Linked DNA regions of Homo sapiens: region 1 is linked to region 2. The links are chromatin contacts, found by Hi-C or POLR2A ChIA-PET in ENCODE. All regions are on one chromosome and are shown on one strand. The core of a region is the stretch at or near the end of the contact, and the rest is flanking DNA. Distances in the headings are between cores, read along the strand shown. Region 1 holds the start of LINC01968 (long intergenic non-protein coding RNA 1968). Region 2 overlaps LINC01968 (long intergenic non-protein coding RNA 1968).

Region 1 (4,792 bases), core at 1,694-4,193, 74 kb after region 2:
AATAACATTAACACTAAAAACTTGGTCCTTCAGCACAGAGAGTTTGAGAAACACTTCTGTGAGACACTCCTGCAGGACTACTGCATATGGTGTTATAGGCAGTGTACGGTGCAACTTTAGGAGGTGCAATTCTACATAGATGAAAAAGTGAGCACTTCTCCCACCACCTGAATTGTGCAGTGCACAACCTGCCCAACAGGAGACAGCCCTTTGGCCCCAGTATCCTTCCGGCAAATTTCTTTTTGTTTTGCTTAAATCAGCCAGAGTGTTATTTTTCTGTCGTTGTTGCTTTCAAACTAAGGCAATTTAGATAATACATCTTCTACTGTCCCAGTGGCCTAAGGAGTCTTGCTCTGTCACCCAGGCTGGAGTGCGGTGGTGCAATCTCGGCTCACTGCAACCTCCGCCTCCCATGTTCAAATGATTCTTCTGCCTCAGCCTCCTGAGTAGCTGGAATTACAGGCGCACACCACCACACGTGGCTAAATTTTGTATTTTTAGCACAGACGGGGTTTCACCATGTTGGCCAGGCTGGTCTTGAACTCCTGACCTCATGTGATCTGCCTGCCTTGGCCTCCCAAAGTGCTGGGATTACAGGCGTGAGCACTGCGTTCGGCCTAGGTTTTGTGTCTCGCAGCCTCAACCACCAGAAAAAGAATTATTGGTCCCAAATTCAAAATTTCCAGGGAAGGGACTTAGTGGCTGGGAGGTGGGTCACTTTGGCCAAGGGATGGCACACAGAAGAAAACACCAGTTCCCTTGGAGACCACAGGAATGAGCTGGGAGCAGTTCTTGGAAGAAGAGACGGTGCTATCGGAAAAAGTGGATGTGCCAGGCGGACTGGGCGGACTAAACAATAGGTTTCCAATTATTGGGTCTACACTTTCCTATATCTAGATTCCACTGAATACTTATTCTGAAATATATTCTTCCAAAAACAGGGTTTGTGGTTAAATAAATGTAGGGGAAACTATAGATTTTATCACTCATAGAGAATCATGAGACATATTAGCATATGAAAGGCTCTGACAATTTCTTTTAAAAAGAAACATCTTCAAGAATATTTGACCCAGTGTTTCCCAAGTTCATTTGATCACTGAAACCTTTTTTAATGCCATGCCCGTAACATTCCATGGGATTAGTGTTCTAAAAACATATTTTGGGAAAGCCATTCTAAGTGATAGATGTTCTTCAGAAAGACGTGAGTCAAATTCTTGAAAATAAGATAGCAGCCTGGGCACGGTGGCTTGCACCTGTGATCCCACCACTTTGGGAGGCCGAAGCGGATGGATCACCTGAGGTCAGGAGTTCGAGACCAGGCTGGCCAACATGGCGAAACCCCGTCCCTACTAAAAATACAAAAAAAAAACCACACAAAAAATTAGTTGGGCGTGGTGGCAGGCGCCTGTAATCTCAGTTGCTTGGGAGGCTGAGATAGGAGAATCACTTGAACCCAGGAGGCAGAGGTTGCAGTGAGCCGAGATCATGCCATTGCACTCCAGCCTGGGTGACAGAGCAAGACTCTGTCTCAAAAAAAAAAAAAAAAAGAAAGAAAGAAAAGAAAAAAAAAAGGCCTTTACACAAACCAGAGAGCTGGGTATTTATAGAAACTGTTAAATTATTTTCAAAGAGTTGTTTCATAACGTAATTTAAACGCCATCAGTGCTACCAGTTTCTAGGCTCAAGAGTTTTACGTGCTCAGAGTTACGTGTCTTATTAACATGGGCTACATCTCTGCAGCCCCAGACCTTCCCTATCTGGAGCATTCCTCTCCCGGGCACCCTCACATGTTGTTCAGAAGCCTTTTCAACTGTTTTCTAATACCCTGTCCCCTTTGGGGTAAAGCACATCTTTATGCCATTATGGGGCTGGCCACTGCAGTTTGCAAAATCAACTTAGCACAGGGACATCTGTTCTACTCTGTGTGCTGGTGTCATAAAAGGTCCCACTGGGCTGAGCAATGCACCTGAGAGCAGTGTTAACAGCACCTCACATCTGGGGTGGCCTGGAGGCTGGGCCAGCATGAATTAGTGTAATGAAGGTCTTCTCCTCTCTCACACGAGGTTGGAATCTCACACCAGATCAACTACCTGGATTAGAGATACAACCAAAGAGCACAGTAAACTGCATGGACATTTAGGACCAGAGCACTAATATAGGTTGGCTATTAAATCTGGAAACAGGTGAATATATAATAAATGGTTTGTTGGTATTACCTTATGATGCATGATAATATAATATCTACATGTCCAGACTTCATGGCCACTCTGTAGCAGAAGCTATTATTTATATCAAGCAGTTATTAAGTGTCAGGAGGTCCTCTTCTAAATGCTTCACCTGAATTAGCTAATTTAATTCTCACGATGCCATGAGGAGGGTACTGTCATCATTTCCACAGTAATAGGTCAGGAAACCAAGGCACAAAGGGCTTCAGCATCTGGCCCAAGGTCCGCTGTTGGTAAGTGGTGGGGCTGAGCTCGGGGAGCCCCACTCTGGAACCGGTACTCTTACACATACACTACGGCCGCCTCTCCAGGTGTCATGAAAGTCTCCTAGGCTTTGCTGAATAGCAGTCAAAAAAAACTGGGATTTAGCCTTCTCTATCTTGCTATTTTTGTTTCCATGGGTGGCATAGGAAAAATCATTGTAATTAACATCTGTACCACTCTTTGTAGTTTGGTCCTCATCACGACCCATTACAGCAAACCAGGCAAGGCCTATATTTCCATTTCCAGATGAGGAAGCTGAGCCTTTAACAGGATCCCTACCTAACAAATGGCAGAGCCATGTCCTCTGACGTCAGGAGCTTCATGATTTTAACTTACTGCTTGTGTTGGGTTCTGTGGTAGCCAATATACAAGGTGGTCCCGAGTGATCTTTGCCTCTTGTGTTATTTCCTCCCACGCTGAACAGGACTCACTTGTATAACCACTGTGACATTGTGGAAATGATGATGTGTGACTTCTGAGGTGAGGTCATAAAAGGCATTGCAGTTTCTACCTTGATCTCTCCTGGATCATTCACTCAGGAGGAAGTTGGCTGCCATGTTGTGAGGATGCACAAGCAGCCCCATACAGAGTCCCTCCTGGTGAGGATCCAAAGCCACCTGCCAACAGCCCGTGAAGAACTAAAGCCTTCTGCCCACAACCAATGCAACCAGTGCTAATTTGTCAGCCTTGTGAGTGGGGCCCCTTGGAAACAGATCCTCCAGCCCCATGCAGATGACTGCAGCCCAAGCTGACATCTTGACTGCAAATTCATGAGAGACCCCAAGTCAAATTCACCCAGTTAAATCACTCCTGCATCCCTGACTCACAGGAATTGTGAGATAATAAATGTGTATTATTGTTGTAAGCCACTTAAAATGATTTTTAAAAGCCGAGCTTGGTGGCACGTGCTTGTCCTCACAGCCACTCAGGAGGCTTGAGTCCAGGAGTTCAAGGCCAACCTGGGCAACATAGTTAAAAACAAAACAAGGCTGGGCACGGTGGCTCACACCTGTAATCTCAGCACTTTGGGAGGCCGAGACGGGCGGATCACCTGAGGTCAGGAGTTCGAGACCAGCCTGGCCAACATAGTGAAACCCCATCTGTACAAAAATACAAAAATTAGCCAGGCATGAGGGCAGGTGCCTGTAATCCCAGCTACTCAGGAGGCTGAGGTGGGAGAATTGCTTGAACCCGGGAGGTGGAGGTTTCAGTGAGCTGAGATTGCACCATTGCACTCCAGCCTGGGCAACTGAGTGAGACTTGGTCTCAAAAAAAAAAAAAAAAGAAAAAGAAAAAAAAAGCAGTTTTTTAACTATTTTTTTTTTAATGTGGGAGAAGTGTTTTATGTAGCTGTGGATAACTAATACAAGTTCTCACTCCAAAGTCCTAATCCTGATGAAGGTTTAACTGGCTGTGGTCTTAAGAAAGTCTCGGAAGCACTCTCTGCGATTCAGTTTCCTCTCCCGCTAAATAATAATCTAAGCTGATTTCTGAGTCACCCTTAAAGTGAATAATGAACCATGGCAGCTGGGTTCAGGGAACACTCTCTGTAAAGCTGAACTCCTGGCACACATAGGCTGGTTCTTGGCAAACCGGCACCATGTACCTGTCAGGATTTAAGGAACATTTCATTTGTGCATCCAATCTACCAACACGTAAAGACCTAATTTAGGTAACAATAGACCACGATCGTCACTGAGTATCACTTAAGTTCCCTGCTCTGTGCCAAGATACCCCCAAAGTAGGGGGGCCTCTGCTCACACCGTTAGGTTCACCAGAAATGCCTTCCCTTACCCCACAGCTACCACAACTATCCCTTGCCCAAAGCCCATCTCACCTGCCTCTGAAGCTTCCTCAGGCAGCTCCAGCTAACACTGCCCTCAGGACCACCCACAGCAGGAGAAGCCGCAGGTGTGTCAGCAGACGTGTGCTGGTCAATGTTTAACAATCAGCTCTCTGCAGAGAAAAGGCCTCTCTTGACTTCTGTGGTGTTAATACTTCTACCGTAGCTGGTTTAAAGCTACCAGCATTGCATCCCTGAAAGCAGAATTGGAAAAAGATATGCACGATCAGTCTCCCAAGCCAATACCAGCTGCTCCGGCACAGCCCTGTGTTTCTGACTCCTTCTTTCTCACTGTCCTCGTGATTACTTTGAAATATCCCTGGAACCTGCCCTTTCTGCATTCCCAGCATCTCTCCCTCAGCCCAGGCCTTCATCCCACCTGGACTATTGCAAGAGCCTCTTTCACCTTCTGTCTGCCTTCAGATCCTCCTCACCCCCATCCTTCCTCCACACCACACAG
Region 2 (4,521 bases), core at 1,680-4,179:
AGAGTCCAACTGCAATTGATTAAAACTTTAGACACACATAACAAGGTAATGTTCATGTTTATAGGAAGACTAAAGTGCTGAGATCAATATTGTTGTGCTAGGACCTAATCTCTGGACCTGCGTGTCCAGCCCATGGCTCTGTGGGACAGTCAGCACCCTGGTCACAGGCCCTCCTGAAGACACGCACCTCACAAATCTGAGTCTTGGGCTAAGGCCAGGATTATGTGTCCTATTTTCTGACAAAGACATAGGCGTGGTCACAGGCAGCAGAGCTTTGCAACCCTTAAACAACACAAAAAAACTTCTGCAATTTTCCTCCAAAGGAAAGGGAAACGATAAGAACACAAACAGTTGCTTCTCAAAACAGCCCTTAGTTATCTCAGTGAATTGGAAGTCATTGGTGTCAACATCATCAAAAAGCAGGCACTGAGTGCTCTTGGCAAATACTGCCCCCAAAAGACTCTCTCTAGGGGAATTTATGGAGCAAAGAAGGAACACCAATGTGTTAGGTTTTGCATACTTTTGACTTGTTCTAATTTTTACAATAAGAAGCGTGTTTTGTTTCTATAATTAAAAACAAATCATTTCCCTCTAAATGCTTTCCCCTTGAGGCATAGAATCAATGAACTGCAGGATCTCAAGGAGCCATAGAGCCCTCGGAGATCATCTAGCCCAACTCTCTCTTTGACAGAGGAGGAACCTGGGCTCACAAAAAAAAAAAAAAAAAAAAGGGACTCGTCCAAGATCACACAGCTCAAGGTCACACACCAGACAGAGGACTTTGGAATCCATTTTCCAGACACATTCATTTATGAAACTAATTGTTCCACAGCTAGTCCAATTGGAGCATGGGCTGCTACAGAAAGTGTGGCCTAAAATTTCCCCAAGAAAAAAGAAAGAAGCAATTACTGGTGTGCTAAAAAACTGAGTCTGACCATCCTGAACAGCGGCTTGTAAAAGCTCAATAACTGAGTGGGAAAATGCTGAGCCTCCTGGGATGAAAAAGCAATCTCTGCCTATGTGTCTACCGGTATTCCTATATTCCATCATCTGTGTATTGGGAGAGAGAAAAAAAGCATTTGAGTAAAAGAAACGGTATCACATGAACGAGGGTGGGGAAGGGTGGGAAGGGTGGGGGGTGGGCAGGTCAGGCAATTCTATGGCTTCTCCTTTCTCCAGCTCCAGGGAGAAAAGTCCAAGTTGCAAGAAGACAAGAGAGTGTGAAAGGAGACAGGCCCCCGGAGGCCCCTTGGAAACTGTGGAAGGAAGACACATGGCAACTCAAAGGGCTGGAGCATGATCTTCCCCTACAAGCCAGAGTAAATGAGGGAGACGAGGGAGTCCCTCTGGGGAGGTAAAGCACACACGTAATCACTCATGAGAAAGGCTGCATGAGCTCCATGAAGCCTGGACAACATCCCACTAATTTTTCCTATTGTTTGCTGGTGTCTAATGCTGGCTCCCCAAAAATCACCAAAGCAACCTGTTGATAAGAAACAACTGTATTTATTCTTACCTCAGCAAGGGAGAGTGCTACTTCCACTGAGTCTTAGGGGTGTCCAGGAAGGAGTCAGACAAAGTCAAGGAATGTATTGTATCGGGATTTTGAAGTCTGCTTGAAGGTGAGTCTTTAAATTGGGTGAGTTCCGGGTTAGCTTATCTGGGATTTTCTTGGGTTCCCCTTCCTGGTCCAAGATGGCACCCACGGCTGCAGGTGACATTCCCTCATACAAACGCACTCAGATATAGGAAAAAGCAAGTATTTGGTATTTTTTTTTATGAATGAAGGAAACATTCCCAGATGTCCTCCCAGGCTCCCCTTTCCATCTCATTGGCTAGGGTGAAGTCATATTCCCACGCCTCAGCCAATCACTCCAAAAAGAAAGGAATTCGCATAATTGGCCTAAACTCCTGAGGTAGATTCCAACTCTGATTCCATTTCTAAATTTCCAAGGTTCTTTCCAGTTCGAGAATCCTAAGTTTTGTAAGTAGCCACTCCTTTTTCAAAAAGCTGCTTTTCTGACTTATTTATAGCCCAGTTTTCCTATCCCACTCCCTGCCTTTGAGGCTGCAGTTTGCCCCTGGTGACACGTTTACCATGTGAACACTGCGAACACAGTCCCGATGAGCTGGGTACAGGCCCAGACAGTAAGGGCAGGCAGCTAATTGCAGTTTTACCCTCTCCCTCAGCTTCCCTACAAAAAAGAAATAAAAGGATGTTGGGAAGCAAAGTCTGAGCTGAGAAAATGTTGACTGCAGAGAGTATACTGTTTTGGATTCTCTATGAACCCCAGATCAGCATATACTTGATGGGCTGATCTCTCCAATCTGTCTAGGACTTCTGCAATAACCCGAAATAACCAGAGTTATCCTAAACTAACCCAAGCCAGCAGCCTAAAACCAAATCTGCCTTAGTGCCCAGGCCCTGGATGCCAGCACTTAGAGAAAGGGCAGTCTGGGCCTCTGGCTTTCACTGTGTATGACAGAGCCCTGCCTCCCAGTAAGACGCACACAGTGAGGATTCTCACAACGTAGGAGAGCACAGGTCAGATTCCGGGCAAGCAAACAATCAAAGGCAAATGTCCACCATGTGGTTTCAGAGGCTCTAGCTCTCCCCTCCCAGGCACCACCCTTCACCCTCTGCCCACTCACTCTCAGCACCACTCCCTGTGTTCTCAGACTGAGAAATGTATCCACATGACACACTAGCAACCCACTTTCATCAAGCAGCAAGCACGGAAGGAGGAAGGCAGAACTCTTGGTTGGCCATAATTTCTCATCCACAGAATGAAGAGGAAGAACGGAGCATCTGAGCACACTACATGACAAATGTGGAAGCTGGAAAACCAGCGTGGCTGGCTGCACGGAGGGGGCGTGAGGACTGGCATCAAGTAGATTTGCCCTGTTGCCGATGGCATACTGCCAAGGGGTGTTGGGTTGGAGGGCATCCATCCTGCGCCCAGTCACTGAAGCCCTGAGTGTTCCAGACCCAAGCTAGGGGCAAGGCAGGTGACAGAGAAGACAAACAGTGTGATCTGCTCTCAGACACGTCCCTGGAGCCCTGCTGGGGAGGTACGGCACACACGCAATCACTCATGAGAAAGGCTGCATGGGCTCCATGAAGGCTGGACAACAGCCCACTGAATCATTACTGGTTCTCCAGCCCCTAAAATAAAATTTAATCTTCATTGATTTCTTACTAGGAGCCCAGCTCCATGCTGTTTTCTACATGTGTGATTTCATTTAGCCTAACTGTATGAGTCAAGTTCTCCAGAAAAACAGAACCAATAGGGGATATATAAAAAGAGATTTAGTATAAGGAATTGACTTATACAGTTATGGAGACTGGCAAGTCCAAAATCTGCAGAGCTGATGTTCCGGTTCAAGTCAGAAGGATGACAGCTGCCATAGAACCAGGAAGTTCTGATAAAGGCCACCAAATAGGAAGAATTCTCTCTTACTAGGGGGAGGGTCAGACTTTTGTTCCACACAGGACTTCAACTTACTGGATAAAGCCCACTCACCTTATTATTAATTTTGGATGAGATTAACATTAAATGTTACAAAAATACCCACAATAATGTATGACCCCATACCTGGGCACCCCATGACCCAGGAAAGTTGACACATAAAATTAACCTTCAAACTTACAAATCTCCTAGTGTTATTTAGAGATGAGTTTATTGAGACCCAGCATGAAGTGGAGACCCAGGATTTGGAACAAGAGACTCTGATTCCAGAACTTGAAGCCTTAACCATTATACTATACTACCTCTAGCTCCAGGCATACGGCAGATGCTCAATATGTATTTTGTTGAATAAATGAATGAAGTACTAAAGAACGATGTAAGCAAAGCCCTGTGGTTGAGGTGACTAAGGGAAGCTTTCATGAATTTTACTAGGTTGCTGTTTCTAGAGTGGACAGGGAGGTTGGGAGAAGGAGATGGGTGGAGACAGAGGCTAAAGTGGCCCCATGATCCCCACCTCTTGGTGCCCACGCCCTGATGTAATCCCTACCTTTTGAGTATCAGCAGGAATTGTGACTTGATGCTAAGCAATAAAGTATAACAAAGGTGACAGCTGTTGCTTCTGTGATTACATAATGTGAGCTTGTACAGTCCATCTTATTAGAAGAGCCTCTCTCTCACCAGCTTTGAAGAAGCAAGCATTCATGTTGAGGAGGCTCATGTGGCAAGGAACTCAAGGCAACTGCCCACAACCAGCTAGAAACTGAGGGCAGCCTCCAGCCAACAGCCAACAACAAACTGGGGGCCTTGGTCCGATCACTTGCAAGAGCCTGAATCTTACCAACATATGCGAAGTTGGGAAGCAGATCCTTCTCTAGCTGAAGCTTGGATTGAGACCACAGTCCTGGCTGACATCTTCATTGCAGCCTTTCAGAGGACCCAGCTAAGCCACACCTGAATTCTTGACCCACAGAAATTATGAGATAATAAGTGTGTATTGTTTAAAGGTGCTAAGTATATGGTAATATTGTTACTCAGTAATAGACAGCACAGC

The links. Hi-C counts contacts between places; a loop is a spot of excess contacts on that map. ChIA-PET counts read pairs that join two places held with the same protein, here RNA polymerase II (POLR2A).
Region 1: a map of Panc1 shows a loop between it and region 2 (3-fold over the local background). The contact joins the promoter of LINC01968 here to the enhancer-like site in region 2. A Hi-C loop is called at or near these places in 3 of 168 maps with a recorded cell type or tissue (CD14-positive monocyte, Panc1 and endothelial cell of hepatic sinusoid). POLR2A ChIA-PET finds 5 or more read pairs at or near these places in 2 of 52 experiments (T-cell and activated CD4-positive, alpha-beta T cell).

The regions. Positions count from the first base shown.
Region 1 is chr3:194,706,572-194,711,363 of GRCh38, reverse strand. It overlaps LINC01968 (long intergenic non-protein coding RNA 1968), which reads right to left and starts at 2,943. Exons shown (of 4, transcript NR_037891.1): 1 at 2,217-2,943. It overlaps LOC105374292 (a long non-coding RNA gene), which reads right to left. Exons shown (of 6, transcript XR_001741084.2): 2 at 4,327-4,526.
Region 2 is chr3:194,781,304-194,785,824 of GRCh38, reverse strand. LINC01968 (long intergenic non-protein coding RNA 1968) reads right to left here. Exons shown (of 4, transcript NR_037891.1): 4 at 3,657-4,521. The region is part of intron 3 of LOC105374292 (a long non-coding RNA gene); the gene reads right to left. Among named protein-coding and RNA genes, the nearest start is that of LINC01972, 15 kb to the right of the region's middle. RefSeq lists an enhancer at 1,993-3,192. Within about 2 kb of position 2,929, at least 2 of the 41 ENCODE cell types and tissues checked have a DNase peak (open chromatin) inside an H3K27ac peak, as active enhancers do.